4 separate regions of the Mus musculus genome follow, and all the other regions are linked to region 2. Evidence: chromatin loops called from intact Hi-C (ENCODE). Cell type or tissue: left cerebral cortex. All regions are shown on one strand. Each heading gives the region's core, and the rest is flanking DNA. Links, peaks and the distances in the headings are about the cores only.

Region 1 (4,959 bases), core at 563-4,562, 210 kb before region 2:
ATAGAAAAGCAAGGATCACAACAGACCTTGCATAGCAAATGAAGCTTCAAGCACATAACCCATTCCTGCACGCCTCAAACCACTTGTCTATCTCTCTTTGTGACTTATGACTGAAAATAATAGCTCCTGACGCTGACCCTGCAGAGTGTGAACTCTACAAAACCAGAAAGAGGTTTACTTTTATCTATAATTTCACTGTTGCTGTTGGTGTCCACCAAGAAGAATAATACTGAATGACTGAGTGAACAGGTGAATTAAGAAAGATCTGTCAATACAAACACAGGCTTGCCCGGAAGAAATGGATTCTCCAGGTAGATTTGGAGACGTGCTATGAAATGAGCTTATAATGCTTCCCTAAATGTCAGTAGGAGGTAGCCAACCTAAACTATAATTAATTAAAAGTAATCTGTAAACTTGTCAAGTAGAGTCTGCTACAAAGGGATGCTAAAGGGATAAACTGGAGTGACCACAAAACTCAAGTGGCAAGGGCCAGCCCAGCAGTGAGACTGTGAACGGGGTTTACCTTTCTACTGGATCCACTCAGGCATGAGGGTTCTCAGACAGGGAATGTTCCGGATCTTCGGACAGAAGCATCTCTTGGGAAGAGAGAGACGATTCATCAAGCTGCCATGACTTGACAGGACAGTCCCTTGAGCATGCCCAGCTCTGACTCTATATTCACCAAGAAACTTTCAGAACTGTCAAGCATCTTTTTGGCGTGAACTCACGGTCTCGGGCCAAGTTTTTCTTCGGCTGTAAATTAATAAGCCTGTATCCTGCCTTGCATAACAGAATCGGGTGACGGGAGAGTCTTTCATGAACCAATTATGCAGTGCCTAATCATGCCAGGAAAATAATAATAAAATCAAATGGGTAGCGTGATAAAACTGTGGGCTGGATGCTAAGAGGAAGGAGGTAAACGCTGGAAAGTTCAGGTCCATTGGCCTTACCTGTCATATGTACTTCAGTGAGAGAACACTACAAAGAAAGCTAAGGCTGGGAGCAACCACAGCCTCCAATCTCATAAACCACCCTGCAGTACTTCAGAGCTCAAAGAAGTAATTTGAAGACTACAACATCATAACAAGTCCCTACTTCTCACTAGTCACCAAACAGAAGATCACAAGGCAGCAGATGTATTCAGTGGTCAAAGAACTATTGGTTAACAAGCAAGAAGAGCCGTGGACAGGGCAGTTAGAATTGCTACACAGAGTGGCTGTTCTAATACGACATGAACATTGGTCCAACTCAGGTTATTTTCAAACCTATCCTCTAGTCAGATCTGGTTTCAAGACCCTTCCAATATACTCATATAGCACCATGGTGATGTGTTAGCTCTGAGAGCATAAGTCAAACTGATCATCCTGTGTAAATGAAGTAGACCCCCAGAAGGCTTCCTACCTTTCTGACAAACTGAGATGGTATTGACTGATTAAGTATAGACAAACTGTTGTCTATGAATCAAGATAAAAAGTGTCAGCTCATTTTCACCTTGACAATATGGAAAGTACTAAGAGCTGACAGATACTTTTGCTTGTTGTTGCAAAAATATAGAAGGTCAGTAAAAAGTCTTTGTGTATAGAATCATAGAGCCCTATGCTTACATAAAGGCAATCTAAATATAGCCTAGACTCATTCTCTCTGTGTGTATCTGTCTGCCTGTCTCTCTCTCTGTGTCTGTCTCTCTGTGTATCTGTCTGTCTGTGCCTCTGCCTCTCTCTGTGTGTCTCTGCCTCTCTGTGTCTGTCTCTCTGTGTATCTGTCTGTCTGTGCCTCTGCCTCTCTCTGTGTGTCTCTGCCTCTCTGTGTCTCTCTGTGTTTCTCTCTCTGTCTCTCTGTATCTTTCTCTTTTTTTCTCTCTGTGTCTATCTCTTTGTGTGTGTCTGTCTCTCTGTGTCTCTGCCTCTCCCTGTGTGTCTCTCTCTGAGTGTGTCTCTCTGTGTCTCTGTGTGTCTCTGCCTGTCTGTCTTTCTCTGTCTCTGTGTGTCTCTGTCTCCCAGTGTCTCTCTGTATCTTTGTGTGTGTCTCTCTCTCATTCTCTCTCTCTCTCTCTCTCTCTCTCTCTCTCTCTCTCTCTCTCTCTCTCTCTCTCTTTGCCTAAACTCTGAACCTTGTATATTCAACCTCTCCTCCTCCTCTTCTTCTTTACCATTTATGTCTAGATCTTCTGTGAGAGCAACCATGCTCACAGCTACACTCACCAGCACAGCAACAGAGTGCCATTGAGCTTTTAAAACATGAAAGTGCAAAAGTGACTCAAGGACTTTTAAATATGTATTTCTTAAATAATCATACATGGATAGCAGTTACTATTTTGAACAGTTTATGGTCTATTCCATAGAATGAAAAGAGTGTTTAAATCATGATTTTATCTTTCAAAACAATGAAATTTGTATAAATGTCAAAAAAAAAAAAACCCTACTCCTTTTCAACCTCTCAACAAACTCATAGCCTCTAATGATTGTTAAGTTCCTTAAACTGATCATCTTACTCTGGGAATTTCAAGGGAAAATTAAAGCAGAAGAAAGAACAATTTTTAAGCTATAAACTTGAGCAGCAGCTTAAATCCATGGACCCATCCCTCTGAATGTGTTTTGGCTCTGCCTATCAATAGAACATTAATGGCTGATTAGCAGATACTGAGGATTTGTTGATTTGGCACAAGAGGCGCTGTGGCTGGCTCTTCGATTAGGTGTCCCTGAGTACAGATTTCACAGGACTGCACTCTGCCATGCCCAGAGCAGACTATCAGCCAGAGCAGCAGGCAGCAGCAACTGCCTTCAGCCTGCAAGTGGTTCAATCTAGAGCAAAAGCGCCGCCTACAGGCCACCGGAGAATACGCTCTCGCTAACAGGGTCTTCATTCATCCTGACAAGAAGCCTATACAGTAGAAAATCTCATCTCCAAAGCCTGCCACAAAATCACACGTTCATGGGGGTGTGAGGAGGTGGATAAAGTGAAGCATTTGTCAATTCCATCTCGCCAAAACACTACCTCCCCGACTCCACACAGAGAAGCACTTCATCTCAGAGCAAGCAGCAGTCCATCACCGACCTCCTCCCTGAATGCCCTTTAACCCAGAGCCAGAGCTGGAAGTCCTTCCGGACCCTACCTGCTCTCACACACGTAGGTGCAGCTGTATATTCGTCCTTTTTATTTGGATTGAACAGGGTAAGTGATTTCCCTGACAATGAGGTACTTATTAAGGAATGTGGAGATAGAATTAGATCCTCCTACCTTCCCTTCATTTCATGACAATGGAGTAATCTATTGTTACATTAAATGCATTAGATTTGAGCATAATAACCCTGCTATTTTTACCACTGCACTGCCACCTTTACTGCATGTACATCTATGAGAGACAAAGCAGAAATGAGATCTTTAAGTTTCCGTTCTTGACACTGATTCTTTTGGGATGTTTTTATCCCCCCAGTGCGCCCTGGACAAGATACTAGCCCAAAGTCTATAGGAGGTGGTTTTGTCCAAAGAGCTGCCCGCCAGGAAGCTGAGCTCGTGTGAAGGAATACCCTTCCAGTCTTCAGGGATTACACAGTTGTGAATTCAATGACACTGTCACCAGACCCAGAACATAACCACAGAGGAACCCTTTGTAGGAACTCCACTTCCTTCTCACTTGGAACTGTATAAGTCACAAAGGGCCACAGGAAATGATCAGAGAACATTTTTTCCCAGAGAGCCATCAATGGTCAACATTAGTTCATTAATTCATTCAACAATCATTAGACCACAAGAAGCATATATACAACAAAAAATACAGAGAGATATTCTTGCTACTTTAGCTAAGTACTTTTGCTTTGTTCTGCTTTTTAAGACAGGGTGGGTCTCTGGTATACCATGCTGACCTCTAAGGCAAGCCCTGACCTGATCTTCCCTCCTCTGCCTCACAAGAGCTGACATTACAGGCATGTCCAACTATACCCAACCCAAACAAATATTGTTGTAATAAAAATAAAGGAACAAGGAGCCTACAGAGATGGCTCAGCACTTAAGAGCACGTGCTGCTCGTTCTGAAGACCTGAGTTCAGTTCCCAGCATGCATAATTATAGGGAGGCGCACAACTGCCTGCAACCCCAGCTGCAGAGGTAGTCAATGCCTCTGGTCTCCATGGGTATGTGTGCTCAAACACACACACACACACACACACACACACACACACACACACACACACACACACACAGCATTTATTTTGCTCATAAGCTTAGAATCTGGACAGGGTTTAGAGGGAAAGGCAACCTTCTGCTCCATGTAGAGTCAAGTGTAGAGATCATCTAGAGCTGGAGTACCCACTTCCAATATGATCTCAATATGATTGGTGAGTGAGTACAGGCTATGAGCTGTGAGCAGTGCTCGGCTGAAGCCAACCAGAGCAGGTTTGAAAAGCCACTCATAATGTTATCTGCTTCTCAGATGTACTCTGGTGGCATTATAGTTACCATCTGAAATCAAGGCACTAAGGATATTCACACTAAGGACATGAGCAACTGGTATAGATAGGTTATTTTCTCCTTCCAACACATACATAGCATAGTTGACATAGCATAGTTCACAATCATGAACCTTTGAGAGGACTGAAGGTCAGGGCTTTGGAATCTCCCTCCGTCCACCTTCCTGTGATGTCATAAGCTAGTAAGAGTTACAGTCTTTGCCATAAAGCACAAAATAACAGTGACTTTAAAACTAAACCACCAATCGAAGTAAACATATGGTGGGATTCATGGCTCTAGCTGCATATGTTACAGAGGATGACCTAGTCGGTCATCAATGAGAGGAGAGGCCCTTGGTCCTGTGAAGGCTCTATGCCCCAATGTAGGGGAATTCCAGGGCCAGGAAGCAGGAGTAGGTGGGTTGGGGAGCAGGGGCATGGGGAGAAGATAGGGGATTTTCAGAGGGGAAACTAGGAAAGGGGACAGCATTTGAAATGTAAATAAAGAAAATAT
Region 2 (4,836 bases), core at 837-4,836:
AAAGAAAGAAAACATGTAGCAAAATCCAGTCAGAGTAGAACTCGGTGACTAGTTTGCATGAGTACCATGATGCTGCTCTCTTCTCATGGCAAAATCAGGGATAAATAGCACATAAGAAGCACATATGATTCCTAGAGAAGACTGAATAAATCACAGATCTTTTTAAACAGAGGGAAAAAAATGGTTCCAGGGCACCAGACACCAACATAGTACACACTGATTTTTAAAAACAGAGCACGCTTCTCCAAAAACAATTTCAAAATGTTCACAATGAAGCCTGTTCGTTTCAATCTCTTATTAGGCCCAATAACTCCGGGGTTCTTTCAAGCACAGTATGCCTTGACTTCAGGTAGGTAACAGTCCCACACTCGGCCTTTGTCCCATGTAGTGTTGGCTTTTGTCTTCAAAGTTAGCTGAGGGGAGACTGAGGATCCAGTCTTTGGAGGCCTGCTGCACGTGGAGACACAGTGGATGATGTCAAGGAGTGTCTGCAAAGGACACCACAAAGCTACTCATAGATGCTTAAACAAAAAAGGGTGTGTGGGGGGGGGGGTCCAGAAGGATGGAGCAGGCATGCACCTCCAACTTGATTGACCTAACCAGCACATTTTCCACAGGATGCCTCCTTATAATTCAGAAGGCTGTCACCCTGCCCGGGCTCCAAGGTATATCCTGAGTGAGAAAGCAAAGCAGAAGTAGCTAGGGAAAGAAAAGTTTCCTAGGCTACCTGAATGGCAAGTTCTGGATGCTCTTTCCATAGTGTGGATCTCACGTCTCTGAACACACACACACACACACACACACACTGTTTCTTACTTGATGTAGCTACAACTGTACAAAGATGGATACCACTAACCCCAGTTGACATTTGAGGGAATTGAAATCAACTTGGTCACAGAGTCATCCAGGAGCAAACCTGCCATCCCAGCTATGGTAACCTCATGCCTAGTGTCATGGTTTGTATATGCTTGGCCCAGGGAGTGGCACTATTTGGAGGTGTGGCCTTGTAGGAATAGGTATGTCTCTGTGGGTGTGGGCTTAAGACCCTCTTCACTCTAGCTGCCTGGAAGTCAGTCTTCCACAAGCAGCCTTCAGATGAAGATGAGGAGCCTTCAGCTCCTCCTGCGCCATGCCTGCCTGGATGCTGCCATGCTCCCACCTTGATGATAATGGACTGAACCTCTGAACCTGTAAGCCAGCCCCAATTAAATGTTGTCCTTTATAAGACTTGCCTTGGTCATGGTGTCTGCTCACAGCAGTAAAACCCTAACTCAGACAGCTAGCTTCTCAGCTTACATCTACCACTCACCTGAACACACAGCTGGTGTGTGTTGAGCACATAATGTATTTGGTGAATGTAATGGGTTCACTCCTAACAATGTAAAAATGTCCTGATTTTCTCTGCCTCCCCCACTCTCTGCCTCCTGCCTCCTCTCCCGTTCTGTTATCTGCTTCACTCCCAACCCCCCATGTCTTATATTTATTCATGCTTTGCAACATATTTTCCCCATTAGGGTTCTTAAAGAGAGACCTGGCTTATTGCTGCCCTAGAAAATAATGTTCATGTCCCCTCAAGGGCAAAATTACTAGGTATCCCAAACACGGTTAGGAATGACCCATATTTTTAATGTTTGTTCCATTTTCAACTCCACTGGGACAAATAATTGTCCTATATTTTAAACTGGAACTAGGGTGTATAGAATGTGTCTGTGTGTGCGTGTAAGAAATAGAGAGAGGGAGAGAGGGGGGAGAGAAAGGGACAGCAAGAGACAGAGACAGAGAGCCTTTGCTTCTTACTTTTATAGCTGAAATTGATAAGCCAATATATTTTGTCCAATCCAGCATTCCCAGATCATGAGTTCTTTCATTTAAAGCACATGTACACACCATACACACACATGTGTGTGCATGCACGAACGATGCACACACGTGCATACCCACAATTAAATTCCTAATAACCTCTGTTTTAATACTAACATCCAGAACCCATATACTATCAGCCACATCTTGTACATTCATTTAAATCTAAGAAGCTAGTCTGACACAAATAAAAAAAAAAAGTTGCTATTAAAATTTTAAAGAACCATCAAATCAGAAAATGACCACCATCAATGAGGGATTTTTGCTTCCAAGTCTGTGTGTTTGCTGTCCTCTGGTTTCTGAGTGGCTGACTCTATGACTCTAGCCTGCTGAAACTCCTGGACAAGGTTTCCTGGAAGGAAACTGGATCCCCTGCCTTCCATTCAAACTCTGTTGTAGAACCCACATACTGAGGTGGCTAGTGTGAATATGGAGAGTTTACACTTCCACAGAGTGAAGTGGTGACAAAGGGGGATAAGGCAAAGACAAAGCCCACCACTTCGGATGAAGGCCCGCCATTACAGGTGAGATCAAGCAATTTCTCCACCTGCCTCAACTCTCTTTCTGCTCCTTCCTCTTTCTGTCATCCGTTCTTAACCTCTAGGAAGCTGCTCTCTGCCATTCTACAGTGCCAAGTTCTCCAGCCTGACCCCGGCCCCATGCACACTCTAAGACCTCCTGGGTGACAATGACAATAATTACTCGCATTCACACAGCATTCAGACTATGCTGCAAATTATGTGTGTTTTCTCTTGTTTGCTTAGCCTACAGTCCTGAAGCAGCTATTATCTTTCTATTTTACAGATGTGAATATATATATATATATATATACATATATATATATATATGTATATATATATCATCACCTTTACTTTGGTAGCAATCCAGAGACCGCTTTGACCATTATTATCACATTACAGATGATAAACGGAGGCTCAAAAAGGTCCTGTAGCATGAACACACTCACACACAGAGGCGCCTAAAACATTGTATTAGCAATAGAGAAAACCCCCCCTCCCATTTGACCGTTCATTAAAACATATCTAAAACCGACCCTGACAGCGCTGGGCCGCCAATAAGCCCAAGGGTGGGACCTGAGAGAAACGAGTAAAGAAAGGGCAGAATTGAGCGGCTCCTTCCTCGCCCCCTCCCCCAGACATGGAGTCAATTACTCCACAGTGAAGACGCGGATTTGTCACAAAGCAAACTTAATCCTCAGAAAAAGAGGAGAGAGTAATTTTACAGGAAGAGAATTTTTAAAAACGAAACAGAGAATTGATAGCTTAGAAAAGGCAACGTTATAACAACGAGTTGTAAATCCTGATCATAAATTAAGGTTGAAATGGAGAGGGTTTTTTTTTTTTTTTTTTTTTTTTTGGATGGGTGAAGCGTCTTACTGGATACACCAGCACCACCTTGTGGTGACACGAAAGAATACACATGTGATCTCAGGTACTAAACCTTGCCTGGGCAGGAAGCAAAAACAAGATTGGCCACAAATCACCAGGCTCAGAATTTCATTCACTACAGGACAATAGCCATTTTGGACAAAGAGTATGCTTTCAGGGGACCTTAGCCTTATTTCACCCAAAACAATCAAATTACAAAAGAAAGCTATGCTTGCTCAAACTTAATATCGTAATATCATATCTCGTATTTGTTGGCCACTTCCGTACATGTAATTTCTATTTTACTATCAAAACACACCAAGAACTAAGCAGACAATTTATCCCATTCTACAGACAGGAAAAGAGAAAAGAAAAGAAAAGAAAAGAAAAGAAAAGAAAAGAAAAGAAAAGAAAAGGAAAGGAAAGGAAAGGAAAGGAAAGGAAAGGAAAGGAAAGGAAAGGAAAGGAAAGGAAAGGAAAGAAAAGAAAAGAAAAGAAAAGAAAAGAAAAGAAAAGAAAAGAAAAGAAAAGAAAAGAAAAGAAAAGAAAAGAAAAGAAAAGAAAAGAAAAGAAAAGAAAAGAAAAGAAAACTGAAGTTCATTTGTGACATTTCTCTGGATAACAACGCATTATTATTAAGCCTTCCCAAGAACTCCAGGGACAGTGAAGACAGAAATTAGGAGAAGCCAAAGAACGAAAATCAAGACTCCCTGACATGACTCCTAAAGACCTAGTTTCTCAGCAAAAAAATGTACTTCCCACAAGCTCAAAGTAGAGAGAACCATGGCAACTGACGCGCGCATGTGAGGAGCCAGATGGCCCTAGCTGGTTGGACCTCAGGTCAACATCACGTGGTGTCCACGTGTTCATCCATCACAGAAGGATTTCAGAGTCAACCTAGCTCTGAAGCCAGGCATCTCTGTCAGAAAGGCCTCACCACACGGGTGTGAGTGTCATCCTGAACAGACCGTTTCATCCCAGTTTATCTGCAGTTCGTTTGTTATTTCCTACATGTGTTTCCGTCCATCAAACTCCAGAGGTGTTATTTTCATCCCTCTGTTAGAACCTGGACAAGGAGCCCCACATAGCAGAAAATAGTCCTATATGCAATCTTCCTGTAGGCCTGTGGTGTAGCCACTATTTCTCAGACCTGTGTCAAAGACAAAAATGTTCACCTGTCCCACTTGGGAGAGGGCTCATGCAGTTTCTTATTTCTGCAGGACATTATGGGACTTTTGAAGGGCCACATGTTTTTTCAATACCAACCGTGTTAATCTAAAATATCAGCTCATCAAACCTATGAATAAAGCATCCTAATTTTTCTTTACATTTCTAACCTTACCAGATTGTTTTGAGGGAAGATTGGTGCTCAACAAGTTACTCTAAACTCTCTTTGTAAAAAAATTAGCCTTAAAAAAATCCCTTACAGGAAGAAGAGGAACATTTCAGACAATTATACAGCTATTTACAAAAACCCTTTGGTTTAACATTTAATGACGCATTTAAGGAAAATATATTACTAAAATCAGAATCAAATAATTTAAATATTGTGTCTAAAAGTCGATAGTCTTTTTCTCCTGTTTGGTCC
Region 3 (4,959 bases), core at 321-4,320, 190 kb before region 2:
AATTACTCCAGGAAGACCATACCTCTTAAATCTTCCGAAACAGTGCCACCACCTGGGGACCAAATATTCAAATGATGTTGCCTGCCAGGGATATTTCTTATTGAAAGCACCATCATCAAAATACAGAAAAAAGTTTTGTTTTGTTCTTAGAGAGTGTGAGGTCCACATCAAAGGTTATATAAATGAAGTGTGGGTAAATGGGTAATTTAATACAAGATTGGGAATGACCCTGGCCCTGTCAGACTCCCCACAAATAGGAGGATTAGCTGCAGTAGAGCAAGATTTAAAAGGAAGCACTTCCCTAGGAGGGTACCATGAATCCTTAGAGTTACAGGAATGTGAGACATTTCTGGCCTCACAGAGGTCCTATGACACAATTGACTGTGTAGCCATAATCTTAATTGGTTAAAAAAAAATCTTTATAGCTAATAAAAAGTTAAAAGTTGTCATTTCTCACTTTGATACAAAATTTATTTTGATACTGATTTAAGGTTTTTCATTTAAATAGATTACTTCTATTGCTACCGAAACAGTGTAGCAGTGAAACAAACTGTGACAAAGGAGATACTGAAGAAATCAGCAGCAGAGGCTGAAGGCAGGGATTCAGACCCTGGGCTGAGCACTATAGAGTGCTGGTGTTTAAACATGACCCTGAAACTCATAGTTTGGAAAGGTAATCCTCGATGCAACAGCACTGGGAGGTAGACCCTGTTCACAGGTATTAAGAAGGTGAGGAGACTGCCATCCTGAATGGATTAGCAATGCTATGTAAAGATGAGATAAAGGGTAGGCCTGTTTACTCTTGTTCTGTAAACCTGAGCAAGAAGGCCATTGACACATGGTAATTTTATAGTTCTTAGCCAGTAGTAGCTCATTAAATTACCCGGTATCCGCATCAGCATCAGTATCATATCAGTATCAGTGTCATATCAGTATTGGATACTTGGTATAGCAATACAAAATAAAGGTAGGTCTCAAGGTAGGTAGCTCTCTACCTAGGAGATTACAGGTAGAAAAAATAACACAAGACTTTCACCATAAGAAGTTGGACAGGGGGTAAAGATGGTGGGAGAAACATCAGGGACATAATTACCAGCACAGGGTGTCAAAGATAGAAAGTGGGCTCAGCAACAAGTCAGTCTAACCAATGAACTGGGGGTTGGCTCAGCAGTTAGGAGTGCTTGCTGGTTTTTGCAGAGGACCCTGCTTTGTTCCCCACAGTCCACACTGGGCAGCTCACAGTAGCCTGTAACAACAGCTCCAGGGAATGAGATGCCCTCTTCTGGCCTCCTTCAACACCACACACATGTGGTGAACATACAGCGAATCACACACACACACACACACACACACACACACACACACGTCTATGTGTGCGTGTGATTAGCACATAAAGTATATACTTTTTAAAAAAATGATAGTCTATTGATGAAAGAGCACAGGCTTTGAGCTAGGTATGAAAAAAAAAACAGTAGCTAATATAAAATATCCATCTGGTTTCAAAGAATTTGACACTGTATGAGTTCTCAGGCCAACCAAATGAATTGAACTATCATCCTCCAGGATCTATGGCAGAGATGAGGAACTCAGAAATGAAGAAGAAATGGCTCCAGCATTGGAAGGGAGAACAGTGAGGTTTGCAGGATCAGTGAACAAACAGGACAAAATGTACTCACCCTGATCATGGCAGGGTGCAATCGGAAAGGGGAAGCCATCCTCACCCACCCCTTTTCTTTCCCCACAGCCTTTGTAGCCAACTGAAAAGCTCACCAGCGACAGCCCTGGCCCTGAGGATAACGACTCAGCATCGTTTCACATACCAGAACACTGGAATTTAAATTTCCACTCAAGTGAGCATTTAATTTCAGTCCCATGGGGATGCACTTGAAGCAAGGGATCATTTTTAAAATTCTGCAGAATAGGCCCTGCCATGAGAAGCACCAGCGGACTCAGAGGTGGATGGGCTCTAATGAGTCGCAATGTGACTGGGATAATATGAAGCTCTGAGGAAAAAACCTCATACAAACGTTGGGTGGCGAACTAAAGAAAAAAGAAGAAAACTTATAAAAAAAACAGTCTCAGTGAATAGGAGAAGATTAAGAAAATGAACAGATGAGGTTCAGAGTAAGAGGTTCTCTAGGATCCTGAGAACTTTGAATATTTTGAACCCAGTTCCCCTCCTCCCCAGCCCTCCATCCAAATGTTCTGTTGCTAAGACAACAGGATGCTAGCAGGCATATGCATGGGTCTGCTCCCTGCATGCTGTTGCCTAGCAACAGGACTCAGCAGAGCCTGGGCTCTCACTCTTTACACACCTACCCTGCTCCATCTATTGCCTTGACTTGCTGGTTGCTTTCCCCTCCCCCAAGGCAAAGAAACCAGAAGCAGGAGAGTGCAAGAGGCTCAAGATCTGATCTTGTCAACAGCCTATTGTCAACACCCCCTAAAAACCCCAAGCCTGGCTTCCCCGGGCTTAACCTTACACTAGGAAGCTCTGACAGGAAAACTGTCAATCAGAGTTGATGGGAGTGAGAGGATGGCTGGGCATGCACAGTGTCTGATATTCTGTTACTGAGTCCTAATGTATCAAAACCAAAGGGAATGTGCTGAAAAGGGAACCACTAAGCCTGATGGGGTCAATTAACAGAAGCATTATGCATTGGGAGTGAGACAACAGAAGACAGATTAGAACAGGAAGAGGAGAAAAGAGAAGTCCAGAAGAGAAGGAAGGGAGAGAACAGGACTTTTAACTCATAATACATAACATTCCTGAAAGTAGGACAGTGTATAAAGGGGGCAGGGGGGGAGTTGTGACATTATATCGAGGAGGACCAGATCACTAACAACCGCAGACTTTAGTGAGCTGCTTAATCCTGGTCATTACCCTAAGTGGTTTATGTGGATTATTTCCAACTTCATGGTAACCATGTAAGATAGATCTTAGGAAAATGATTGAATAGGTAGGACTCAGAACAGGTATGCGACCTGACCTGGATGCACAGCTGTCAAACATGCCAAGGCTCAAAAACAGAATACTCTCCATACTATAGTTAGTCTCACCCACAGTTCCACAGGCTTTCCCAACGTGTAGCATGATAGTCATCTGGGAAAGAGACCTATACAAAGCACGTGAATTCACACAAATCTGTTAAACTGGGGACCTTTTAAAGGAGCTATAAGTATACCTTATATAGCATTAAAGGAATGGCTTTTTCTTCAAAGCTTTAGTGCAATAATTTATGAGAAGAGAATCAGCCTGCCAAGTGGGAAGGGGAGAGCTGATTCCTTAACAAAGTGCTCAATGAAAGGCCCGTCAGGTCCCTTTGAAGGAGCTAGAGAAAGAAACTCTGGGGTTACCGCATTTAGAAGGAAAGTTGGGATTTTGGAAATATCCATTGTATGGTAGGAAGCTGTGTGGGGCGACAGGTGTATACAGAAAAGGAATTGCTCAAGAAAGGCCAAGTGTAAGCAGAAAGGAAAGGTGCTCAGAAACCTTGGTGACTATGAGTGCTGAACCCCTTCCAAGCGGCCCAGCATCAACCTGTGCCTCAGACCAGGAACCAGCATTTTCATCAGGACTGCAAACACAGAGATTCCATAATCTTTATTGTCATATTTCCTTGCAAATACCATGGGCAGTCTGGCCCTGGAGGTCAGAGAGATAGACCTTTATTTGCCTAGCCCATGGCAACCAATAATCTTATTAAAGTAAATGTATTTATTAAAGTAAGGATGTTCTCTGCCATTCTCTACATATTAATAGGGACTAGGCAGATCCTATCTGGTTAATGGTGTGAAACCCTGGAGCCAAAGCAAAAGCCAACAACAAATAGAAAGGGGGAGGGGCAGCAAAAGGGCTGAGAGGTCAACAATTACATACCTCTCTCAAAATAGAAAGGGTCATCATCATCCTAGAACTATGTGATGCAGCTATATGTCCTGGAATTCTAAAATAATATATAAACTAATACCTGTGATGTGCAATACACCTTTCTGTAAAAGGAACATGACTGTCTTCCAACATTCATTTCCTATTTGATAATCACAGAATTTTTACCTACCCACAGAGCACCCCCAGAGTGAAGTCTGACTAATACAAACAGAGGGCTGGGAATGTGGCTTTGCTGATAGTGTGCTTGTCTAGCAAGCATGAAAGCCCTGCGATTGATAAGCAGCACTACACAAACCAGATGAGGGAGGATACACCTATCGTCTCAGCCTTTGGAGGCTGAGGTAGGAGAATCAGGAGGCCAAGGTCAACCTCAACCACACACCCAGTTCATGGCCAGCATGGAACACAGAAGTTCCTGTCTCCGTGAGTAAGAGTGGGGAGTTAGTGGAGAAAAGGGGCGGTGGATAAAGTCCAACATGAATGGGTAAGGAGCAGATGAAGTCCATGGAGAATGTGTGTTGCTGATATAGGCACAGTCACGCTGAAGAAAAAAACTTCTTAAGACCCATAGAAGTGACAAAGCCCTGTGCTGACAAGGCTCAGAGACATAGCAAAGCCTTCCTCTGATCCAAGCATGATTATTTACAAACGGCTAATCATTGTGTACAAATATCATCAGCTATAGCTCTCTCCTTCAGGGTGACTACTGCCTAAGACTGCTGTGAGCCAGAGGCCTCCTAACCTGCCTCCTTATTCATCTGCGCACAATAACGCAGCCTCCTTGTTTAAGATGTACAAAATAAATACACTGAGTTTTCTGGTTATGAAACAGATGCATCTCCACCTGACCAAGAACACCCACCCACCCAATCGCAGCTTTGTTGTACATGTGTCTGTGTGTCTGTCCTTTATTCATTCCCTAGTCATCCTTGTCAGATCAATGCCAAAGCAGTGCTACGTGATGCACAAAATATAGGCGTGTGTGTGTGTGTGTGTGTGTGTGAGAGAGAGAGAGAGAGAGAGAGAGAGAGAGAGAGAGAGAGAGATCAATGTGCGATAGTTTTAAA
Region 4 (4,959 bases), core at 389-4,388, 250 kb before region 2:
GAAAGGCATTTAGTCACATCAATGAGAAAAGTAACATACAAGTGGTGTTCTTATAGCCAGAAAAGAATCTGGACACGGACATAAACAGCATAGAGGGAAAATGATGTGGAGACACGGGGAGAAAGTCATATATAAGTTAAGGAGGACCAAAGAAGCTAGCAGAGAAGAACGAACAGAAGATTGCCTCACAGCACTCAGAAGGAACCAACGTGGACAACATCTTGAATTTGGACATCCTGACTCCAGAATTGTAAAGCAATAAACCTATTGCTTTAAGCCACACAGTTTGTGGTCCCTTGCTATGACAGCCTCGGGAAACTAATATACTATTCCTCCTGCAAGACTCAGACATAACTGGGCACAGAATTGGATTCTTGCAGTCACACAGGAGGGATCCTCTGATTATTGTAATTTAGATATTAAAGCAAAGGAGGGAAAACTTAGGAGCACTCAGGTAACAGTTTACTCTCTCCCTGTTGCTTTCAGATTGTGCCGTCCAGTTCTCTCATTGTATCATAGGAGTCAGATCAGAGACCTGCTGGAATTAAAGTCTTTCAGAATACTCCAGTATGGTTTGTTATAATTGATGGTTATAACATAAATACTGAATATAGTATGATCTCCTGCTGGGCCAATTTCACATTATCCTTAGCACACTTCACTTGCTATAGACAGTTAACATTCAGTGATTATCCTATTAACTACTACCTACTTCAACACATTTTTATATATGGGTCTCATCCAAAACAACCTATCTCTTACAATTCAAGAGTGACCAATGTTACCTCTCCTTGGGGTTTAGGGCAAGGAAAATGATTCATTAACAATCAAGAAAAGTATTGCTAAGACATGAACAGCATTTTTCAGGGTGTTGAGTAGTTTGAGGATAATATTGACTGTATTTTGAAGCTTGTTTTTTGTCTTAAATATATTAGTCTTTCTCTGTGTCAATTAATATCCATCTACTATTAACTTTTAATATCTATAGATTTCTTTATTCAGAAACCACGATGCATAGGTAATGAATTATCCTTTTGTAGAACAAATGTTGAAAAATTGTGATGTTCATTGTAATCCAGGATTGTGATGGCCAAAGCACCAACTATATTATCACATACTGTTGTTTCTTTCTTAATCTCATTGGATTTTTGATTGTCAGTGAGAGAGTGTGATTCTCAACTATTATTCTAGTCCATGGTCCCTCCTCTAACATTGAGGGTGAAAAGTCTATCATCTTACAAATAATGTACCATTAAAATATTTTTATTTCAAATACTAGACACTATTTGGGACCTTGTGTAATAAAAATGAACAAAACAGATAAGGTCTCTGCCTCCTTACAGTTTAAAGACTAAATAGAACACTATCCTAATTAGTTTTCTTGTCACCATGACAGAATATGTGACATAAAGAACTCTGGAGGAAAGGTTTGCCTTGTTCACTGTTTCAGAAATTCAGACCATCATAGGAAGGGAGCCATAACAAACACGAATGGCTTTATCTTTTCTGTTCCATTCAAGCCTTAATTCAAGAAATGATGCCACCCACACTTAGGGTAGTCTTGCCTGTTCATTAAACTCTTTCTGGAAATACCTTCAGAAGCGTACACACTGAGGTGCTTCACGAATGATTCTAAATATAGTGAAGACAGCGAGGAAAATTAACCATCATGCCCAATAGATAAGTACTAACACTGAAGAAAAATTATTTGAAAGAATCTGGAAGAGAATAGCTTCCTTTAGACTGACAAAAGAGAAAGGAAAGAAAGTAGCATGCTCGGTGAAACCTGCAGAAAAGAACTTTGATCTTGAACATCCCATGAAGAGGATACAGGCAGAAAAACGAGATTCTGAAAACTTTAATGTGTTTAGGAAATGTGTTGGCCAGAGTGTCTACATAGAATATCATAGTCAGAGACATTAGAGAAGAACTCAAGAATCAGGCAAGTGTCAGATGCAGTAGACCCTCCTAAGACATGATAAGACAGCCTGACTAAACTTTGAAAACAATGGGCTATAGTTTAGGAGGGTTTAATCTGGTATCATTAAACACCAGCTCAGTTTCAAATAACTGCTTAAAAGGAAAGGTCTAAAAAGGATTAGAGAAAGAAGAAAGAACAGGAACAGGACTACCTCTGCAGTGGTCTACTTGGGAGAATTCTTGGCAACTTAGCCTGGGCTGATGCCTGTCAGAAGAAAAAAAAATGACTGAATTCAAAATATATTTGGATAACAGGCAGGAATGCTGATAAAGCTAAATTTCATGGGTGAATTAAAGGAAGCAGTAACGCATAACAACATTTCATTATGAAAAAATTTCAAACTCACAGAAATGTTGAAAGAATTGAGTGCTGAATATCTATGCTCTGTGGAGACTGTGTAATTAACATTTTAGTGTACTTATTCCATTGCATTTATTCATGCCACTATCAATAAATCAACCAATGTTATCCTTCAATGCTTTGGGGTAAAGGTTGGAAACATTTGCACACTCCTTACATATTCATCTAGTGCAGCATGCATACGGTTAAGTAGGACCAGTATTTAGTGACACATAGTGAAAGCCAAAACTCTACTTATTGCATGCAATGTAGTAAGATTTGAGACTTACCTGTGTCTGTGTAAATCTGACTCAGAGTCTTTAATTTATACTCTGTTATTACCTTGAACGTTGTTGTTGTTGTTGTTGTTGTTGTTGCTGTTGCTGCTGCTGCTGCTGCTGCAGCTGCTACTGTCATTGTTGTGGTTGCTGTTCCTGTTGTGAGAGATGACCATGAGCATTGTAAATATTCAACAGTGTCCATACCCTCTACCCACTAGATGTCAGTAGCACCACACACGCTGTTCTAATGTTTTAAAAACAACAACAACAAAAACAAACAAACAATAAGTGGAAGGGATTGTCCTCACTCCATAGTCACTGTTTTAGATAGTATGAAGATACATACAAAACCATCTTCCAGAAATTTCCTTAATATTCCTCACCAGATAAATAAAAAGGCAAGCATGTCTCCCTAGAAACCACCTGAATTGTAGACTTAAAAGCTTCATAGATCAGCCTTACCTAGTGTAGAATTTCATCTAAGTATAATATTGTACGCTCTCCTCTGGGGAAGATTCCACTTGTGACTCATCATATTGTGTATAGATGAGCTTTGATCCTGTGCCGTGGTCTCTTTAAGTATTCAGTTATAGAAGGGTAATTGATGATCTCTGGCTTTGTATGTTATTAATAAATTTGATGTGAATACTCTCATGTACTTTGGGCATTTAGTATACCTCACTGTGCTCTTAATTTGTACAACTTCCCTGATCATGAAAACAGTGAGTCTCTCTTCACATCTTTATTAGTTTTTTTACTACTTAGAATGCTCAGTTTTAAAGCAAGCAGTAGTTTGGTTCAGTACTATTATTTATGTACACAGGCTATGATTTGCCTGCCATATATATATATATATATGGATGTGTGTGTGTGTGTGTGTACTAACTTATTTAAACTCTTTTAGCCTCTGCACTAGTTTATTTTCTAGTTGTTGGGGCAAATTTCCTAACAAGCAAGTTCCAAGTAAAAGGAGCTGTTTTGGCTCATAGTTTGAGAGGACAGAGTCCATCACAGAAGGTAAGAAATGGATGCATATTGATGCTAATTTATTTTTCTCTTTTGTATTCAGCTTGGGTGCCCAGCCCACAGAATGGTGCCACCCAACCCCATGGAGCATATTCCCTCCTCGTTAAGCCTGTCTGAAAAATACCCTTGCAGACAGACCCAGAAGTGTCTCTCCCAGGTGATTCCAAATGCAGGTGAGTTGAATTGCCATCACAGTCTCCATATGAAGAAAAAAAAATCTGAAAGAGTCCACATTGCAACATGACCTCATAATACTTCAGACTCTGAAGCATGTTCCATGGTACATGTAGGAAAGTCAAAATACATCTTGGAGATGGTTTTCTCCTTCTACCATGTAGGTCCTGGGGATTAAACTCAAATTATGAGGCTTGGCAGCATTCACCCACTGAGCCATCTCCCAACCACAGATTTTGCATTTTTGGATTAAGAAACACATGACGTAGAGTTTCATTCCATGACGAGAAGTATTTAATTTTCCTGATCTGAAGATTGTGCATTATTTATTGCCTGGTTACTATTTCCTCTGTCCTGCAAATTTGCATTTTATTCTCAAGTGTCCCAAGAGATTTCGCCCTGGATTTCGTCTTGAGGCATTTTAGCAGCAAAACTTTCATCTAAGGTTGATAGCATTTGTTTTAAAAATTGCTTGAGCTGTAATTCCTGTGGTTTTCTTTTCTTTAAAGTCTCCTAATAAAGCCAGCCACTAACTTGTCATCCTTACATCCTAAAATGTGTGGTAATTCTGTTTTATTGACTGTGTCTCATAATTGTTTGGCTTATTTGTATCATGTAAGTGCCTTTGAAATAGAAAGCCAGTGTGCTTGATTATGCTACAAAACATGCCATATGGGGAGGGAGAATTCTAGTTCTGTGAGAGTAAACCAGCAGGAGAAAATCAGGCCAACATAAGAAAGTATCAGGGAAAGAGGAGATACAGAAGAGAGATTTCCTACGGTACAGAAATAAGCCTAGGGTATCTTTTCAGTTCTCTTACAGCATCCTCAGTAAGCAATGAGAGGCACTGCTAAGGGCACTTGAAGGTTAATGACAACCATCCAATCATATCACAGAAGATGAAGAACATTTGATCAACTATAATAACTAGTCACTAAAATAACTAGACCACATCAAATTATCTTGTTTGTTAAGATAAATGTATTGGATTAGTCATTTTGCTAAATCCATGGATTGATATTTAACTAATTAAACTCATTTCTTCTGTAAGAAGTGATTAATCCTTTTGATGTTGCAGTGTCAAGTAAACAGGATGAGTTGATTTGGAGAGGAACAGAAACTAAATAGAGTTTTCAGCAAAGAATATGTACATTTAAA

What was found. Peaks named below come from ENCODE experiments on the same cell type or tissue, not always from the same donor. Only the 100,000 strongest peaks of a DNase experiment are listed, where the experiment ranks them.
Region 1: a loop joins it to region 2, with 3.0 times the contacts of the local background. A loop is called at or near these places in 7 of 42 quality-filtered maps.
Region 3: a loop joins it to region 2, with 3.0 times the contacts of the local background. A loop is called at or near these places in 7 of 42 quality-filtered maps.
Region 4: it touches region 2 in a loop (2.4-fold over the local background); 2 of 42 quality-filtered maps call a loop at or near these places.

Annotation. Positions count from the first base shown.
Region 1 is chr16:39,315,226-39,320,184 of GRCm38, reverse strand. No RefSeq gene overlaps it. Among named protein-coding and RNA genes, the nearest start is that of Gm36852, 39 kb to the right of the region's middle. In left cerebral cortex, for the core only: a CTCF peak has its summit at 2,826; a DNase peak (open chromatin) is centred at 2,809; H3K27ac peaks cover 259 bases.
Region 2 is chr16:39,107,997-39,112,832 of GRCm38, reverse strand. No RefSeq gene overlaps it. Among named protein-coding and RNA genes, the nearest start is that of Gm36585, 5.6 kb to the left of the region's middle. In left cerebral cortex, for the core only: CTCF peaks have their summits at 3,090 and 3,295 (motif pointing left); DNase peaks (open chromatin) are centred at 3,035 and 3,296; H3K4me3 peaks cover 558 bases; H3K27ac peaks cover 353 bases.
Region 3 is chr16:39,300,543-39,305,501 of GRCm38, reverse strand. No RefSeq gene overlaps it. Among named protein-coding and RNA genes, the nearest start is that of Gm36852, 24 kb to the right of the region's middle. In left cerebral cortex, for the core only: no CTCF peak of the experiment used is centred there; DNase peaks (open chromatin) are centred at 1,887 and 2,267; H3K27ac peaks cover 361 bases.
Region 4 is chr16:39,361,718-39,366,676 of GRCm38, reverse strand. It overlaps Gm41454 (a long non-coding RNA gene), which reads right to left and starts at 2,745. Exons shown (of 4, transcript XR_001782023.2): 1 at 2,611-2,745. In left cerebral cortex, for the core only: a CTCF peak has its summit at 2,824 (motif pointing right); a DNase peak (open chromatin) is centred at 2,798.